2 separate regions of the Mus musculus genome follow, and region 2 is linked to region 1. The links are chromatin loops, found by intact Hi-C in ENCODE. Cell type or tissue: left cerebral cortex. All regions are shown on one strand. Links, peaks and the distances in the headings refer to the core of each region. The heading gives the core; the rest is flanking DNA. Region 1 overlaps Morc1 (microrchidia 1). Region 2 overlaps Morc1 (microrchidia 1).

Evidence for each region. Hi-C counts contacts between places; a loop is a spot of excess contacts. Peaks named below come from ENCODE experiments on the same cell type or tissue, not always from the same donor. Only the 100,000 strongest peaks of a DNase experiment are listed, where the experiment ranks them.
Region 2: it touches region 1 in a loop (10-fold over the local background); 1 of 42 quality-filtered maps calls a loop at or near these places.

What each region holds. Positions count from the first base shown.
Region 1 is chr16:48,515,625-48,518,546 of GRCm38, reverse strand. The region is part of intron 14 of Morc1 (microrchidia 1); the gene reads right to left. Among named protein-coding and RNA genes, the nearest start is that of Morc1, 86 kb to the right of the region's middle. In left cerebral cortex, for the core only: no CTCF peak of the experiment used is centred there; a DNase peak (open chromatin) is centred at 1,227.
Region 2 is chr16:48,593,767-48,596,688 of GRCm38, reverse strand. All of the region lies in intron 20 of Morc1 (microrchidia 1), which reads right to left. Among named protein-coding and RNA genes, the nearest start is that of Gm41458, 19 kb to the left of the region's middle. In left cerebral cortex, for the core only: no CTCF peak of the experiment used is centred there; no DNase peak of the experiment used is centred there.

The sequences.
Region 1 (2,922 bases), core at 289-2,788:
GCTATTCTGGTGAAGGTCACTGAAACTATAAGGCCACACCTCAATGACTGAATTCTCCTGTATTTCTTTAAGGGATTTATTTATGTCCTTCTTAAAGTCCTCTATCACCATCATGAGATCTGATTTTAAATCAGAGTTTTGCTTTTCTGGTGTGTTGGGGTATCCAGGGCTCACAGGGTGGAAGAACTGGGTTCTGATGATGCCAAGTAGCCTTGGTTTCTGTTGCTTATGCTCTTGCCCTTGCCTCTCAACATCTGGTTATCTCTGGTGTTAGCTGACCTTGCTGTCTCTGACAGTGGCTTGTCCCTCCTGCAAGCCTATGTGTCAATAGTTCTTGGAGAACAGTTCTCTCTGGGAGGAATTTAAGTATGAAGAGATGTGGCACAGGGTCAGCTCAGGGGGTGCAGACAGAAACCGGAAGGATCCTGTCCCTGGCTGTTCCTTGGTTCTTGTGTCCTGGTGGATCTGGGTCGGTCCCTCTTGGCCACAGGTCCTGGGAGACCTGCTCTCTCTCAGTGGTATTTGGGTATGGAGAGCTGCAGCAAAGGAACAGCTCTGGGCACTAGGGAAACCAGAAGGATCCTGTCCCAGGCTGCTCCTTGGTTCCTCTTAATGACTGAATTCTAATTTATAGTGAATGGACCATGGTCCATGTTTGCTACCTACTCCCATTGTCTTCCTTCCAGGAAGGAATGTTGTTAAAAAGCATTCTTCATCCCAAAATTAATCCATAGAGAGTTATAAGATTTAAAACACAATGTTAGTAATATTAATAGAAACAGATAAAGTATTTATTTTGAGCCATATTATATCACTTGAGAGGATTTTGAAGGAAAGTGGGGCATGTGGTACAGATAGAATAGGGACAGTAAATAATAGAATTGACATAGACATGCTAAGTAACATCTGACTAGAAGAAATGGTACCCACACACCAGGAAAAGGGGTTGAGTAAACTACACACACACACACACACACACACACACACACACACTAGAATACCCTAAGTATTATACCTCTTTCTGGGGACTTCATTCCTTACTACAAGGCCGGGAGGTTAAGGTCTGCACATGAGGTGTTTGTTCTCGTCACATCCTCTCTGTAATGCTCACTGTTTCCAGTCTGTACAATGAAAGCACTTGAAAACCAAGGAGCAAATGCTTGGCTTCTCTCTCACTGTTTATGATATTTATATCCTTCTATATGTTCTACAGCTTAAAGTAGATCCTGTCAATCATTGTGGTAATTCCTGTGCCTTGTATAACTTTACATATGTCTCTGAGGGGGAGATGTATACAGTATGGATGCTGCTGCTCATAGATCACAACACAGACCACAATATCAAGCACACCCTTGGTAGGGTACCTGTCTGCTTTGTTGTCCTGTGAATTTAAACATCCTTCCCTCTGTGTAGCTGGTGAGGAATTTTCAGGTGGAATTACAATGAGTACATAAGAAAAAAAAAAAAAAACCACTCTAAAGTTACTACTTCAAGCAGAGCAATAATAACATCTTAAGTTGTCCTGGCAATAGAAAACTATATTTGATACACTTGTATTATGCATACTTCAAGCCAGTCACTGAACAGATTCATAGTAGCTAACACATTTCCTTTATATAAATGAAGTGTTATGGCTGCCTATGTTAAAAAGTATTTGTGTAGCCGGGTGTGGTAGCACAGTCCTTTAATCCCAGCACTCAGGAGGCAGAGGCATCGGATTTCTGAGTTCGAGGCCAGCCTGGTCTACAAAGTGAGTTCCAGGACAACCAGTGCTATACAGAGAAACCCTGTCTCGGGGGGGGGGGGGGGGGAAGTATTTGTGTAATACATAGAACAGCAAGTCATTGTTTAAGTATGTCTGGAAAGTGAGGTGACACAGGTCAAATTTTTCAGATAACTATTGTTTATCTTTTAAGTTTAGAAACATTTAGTTTTAATTGAAATGTTACCAGTGTTAGTATCCTCTGTAAGTTTTTGACCTACAGCATACCATTTGACCTATCTACTGTCACATGAGTTGATATGAATTATTTCATGGTATGTGATAGCAAGAGATTCTTAGGAGCATGTAGGATTATGTGCTCTAGGAAGACTGTGGAGTCTCAGGAGACTCTCTGAGGGGCTTCCTCAATCTCTTGGAAACATTCTTCTGCCTCTCTCTGCCTCCCTTTTCCTCCCTCTGCCATGATCAGCTACCACAGCACACTGCTTTCCAATTGCTTTCCTCTTGAAATATCTGATCTGTTTTTGTGTGTGCATATGTGTGTGTGAGAGACAGAAAGGAGACAGACAGAGAGAAAGGAGAGAGACAGAGAAAGAGAGAGAGACGGGGAGAGAGAGAGAGAGACTTACTATGTAGTCCTGCGTGGCTAGCAATTCCCTATGTAGACTAGGCTGTACTAGATTTCAAAGAGAATCCACTTGCCTCTACCCACCAAGTGCTAGAACTAAAGATGTGCACCACAATGCCCAACTGATGCTTTGATTTTTTACGTGATATTCTGGGGAAGATTCTGAAATTGGCTCCCTTTTCACTTTTTTTTTCCTAATTAAATGTAGTTCTTTATTAGAGTTGCTATGATTGTGGTGTCTGTACACATAACACATAAAAAGTATTTGTGTAGTCGGGTGTGGTGGCACACGCCTTTAATCCCAGCACTCGGGAGGCAGAGGCAGTCGGATTTCTGACCAGCCCGGTCCACACATAAATGTGTTTTTTTGTTTGTTTGTTTTTTGTTAGATATTTTCTTTACTTACATTTCAAATGTTATCTCCTTGCCTAGTTTCCCCTCTGAAAATCCCCTATCCCCTCCCCCCTGCCCTGCTCCCCAACACACCCACTCCCATTCTTGGTCCTGATATTCCCCTATACTGGGGCATAGAACCGTCACAGGACCAAGGGCCTCTCCTCCCATTGATGAC
Region 2 (2,922 bases), core at 230-2,729, 78 kb before region 1:
GACTAACTAACGTTCATTGCATGGATGCAGAAAACGAATGGCCTACACTGGCTGAAAGGCCAAGCATAAATTTAAAATGCTGTGGCAGTGACAACAGTCTACACAGCCTGAAGCAACTGCAGGCGAAGCAGATGAGCCCAAGACCTGGGGAGTAAAGCAGGGGAGTGTTACCAGTGACACAGCGCACGGGAAAGGAGGACATTAAAAATACTGGACAGGGCAGGGCCCATGCCCAAGAGCAGATGGACAATATAAAGAAATTCAACAGCACCTCTGGGATTTCCTTGTCTCATAATGTTGTGATGTTGTGTCTATACTTTTTGTGTTTGTGTTTTTGTTTTTGCTTTTTGGTTTTTTGGTTTTTTGAGACAGGGTTTCTCTGTGTAGCCCTGGCTGTCCTGGAACTCACTTTGTAGACCAGGCTGGCCTCGAACTCAGAAATCCACCTGCCTCTGCCTCCCAAGTGCTGGTATCAAAGGCGTGCGCCACCACCACCTGCCTGTTTTTTGTTTGGTTGTTTGGTTTTTAATCCTACAGATTCTTTGTGTACATATCATGGCTTTTTGTGTTTTTAAGGAATTCCTGAGCATACAAATGTGTGTGTCTCTGCTCTGTATGTGTTCTCATGTTCCCCCCTCCAGCCCCCCCCCCCAGCTATTTCCTCTCTTAGTTTGTTTAGTCTTATTCCAATTTGATTTTATCATATTTTTATTTTATTTTTATTCTTAGTTGCCCTTTTTTTCTAACTAGAGACAGAAAGGGTGTGGCTCTAGATGAAAGGGGAGGTAGGAAGAAACTGAGAGGAGATGGGAAAGGGAAAACTATAATCAGAATGTAGAGTGTAAGAAAAGATATTTTCAATTAAAAAAAAAAAAGAAACAGACTTCAAGGAGAGAAAATGGAAGATGTTAGGGTAAGAGAGGAAACTGTTAGAACACTGAGCCCTAACAGTGAGGTCACCTGGGAGGACAGATGATCACGTGACTGAACCCTAAGAAATGGTGAGGTTGAATTACAATGTACAGGGCAATTGGTGCTATCATCATTTCATTTGAGCTAGAGAAACTGTCAATTCAAGAGCCAGTGAGGTACCCAAAGTCAGAAGGGAGGAAAATTAAATGCCCTACTGTGAAAATGAATCTTGTCTAAAGGCAAGTGGGTAGACATTATTAACACAGTCGGGGAAAAATATGCTAATCAGAATGAAATTGTTCCCTAGACAACATGAAACCAGTACAGTAGAGCACAGCCAGGCATGAGGTAAGGGCTTTCTATGGTGGGCTGCACACACCATACATCTCAGTCTCTTATACTTGGGAATAAGGCTCCAGGCTCTACAATCAATTAAGCACACTAACATAATAAACAGTAGCATGGTAAGTGAAGGGAGAGTGTTTTGTGTTGTGTTTATTTTTCTTCCTTAAGTAACAGCCTCTTGTTCCACTGTTAACACTGACTGCTGTCCTCCCTCCTATTCAACAAGCAGAGCATCCAAATGAAACACACATAAACACACGTGTGCACATGTGAGTGCACAAACACACCCATCCACTGCACCACATGCACGCACGCACACACACACACACACACACACACACACACACACACACACACAGTCAGAGGCATGCACACAGTAATTAAAAGATAACTGGGAACGAAGGATCATGGGGCTTAAGAAGCTTCAATTTTTTTTTTTTAAAAAGAAAATACAGATAAGCGTTCACAAGTAATTATGTCCTAGTTGAATTATTCCAACTTCAGCCAAACAGAAATTAATATGCATCTCAGTAATGTGCACTTATGCAAATTAATTTGTTCTATGAATTTGAAAATGAATACCCTGATAAGATCACAGAGTCACAAAGAAATCACCCACCACACCCACAAAAATTCATCAGAACTTACGAAATACACCATACAAAGGCACATAGGTAGTTTCCAAATAAGCACTTACTAAAATCTTGTGCATGGTTTAGAAAAGATGACGATGTAACAGCTTCATGAGAAGCCCATGAAGAAGCTGATGCATCTGCAAAATAAGTGGCAGCGCTAACAGTCTCAGGTGCAGCTGTGTCAAACTGTACATCACAGAGGTCTTGTGGTTAAAACGCTGCAGCGGCTCTCCCTTCCTTCTCAGCTTCTGGTTACATTCTGACCTCTTTTCTAACTTTGAAGATGCTTTCATGTTTACTTGCTAGATTTTGGTTCCTTATCATTGATATTAAGGTTTTTATTTTTCTGCTCCCATACATAAATTATTCCTTTTCAACTTTCTTTCTCATTTCCCTCCCTTCCTTTCTTCCTTGCTTCCTTGCTTCCTTCCTTCCTTCCTTCCTTCCTTCCTTCCTTCCTTCCTTCCTTTCTTCTCTTTCTTCTCTTTCTTTCTCTCTCTCTTTCTCTCTCTCTCTTTCTCTTCTGATGGCTTCTTAAAATGCTAGCAATGGCTTCGTGTGATGTCTGGAAGTAGCAAGACTGGACTCAAATGTAGAAGGGAGCAAATTAGCCACAAAGTCCTAGCTAAGGGGTGGGAAATGAGCACATGGGACTTGATGGTGCTCTGTTTGAAATTTTCCATATTTAAATTCTCTAAATAAAACTTCTTTATAGTCCTGTAGTGGGTGGTTCTAATGCTGCTTGTATTCTAATGCTAAATATGCGTTCTCAAGATATGGTTGCCCCCATGGGGAGATCCTCATGTACACCAGGTGATGCTATGTGAACCTTGCTTCCCAATTCAACTGGTCAATTAAAAGCTAGAGCCTGTGATTGGGCAGTGGAGGGAGAAAGATGGGACTTGAGGATCAAGTGAGGGGTTTGCAAAGGCAGGAAGGGAAGAAAAGAAGGAAGACGAAGGTGGAGGAGATTGCCATGAAAGGCGATGGACCGTGAGCACATGGCCAGAAGAAACAGTAAGTAACAAGA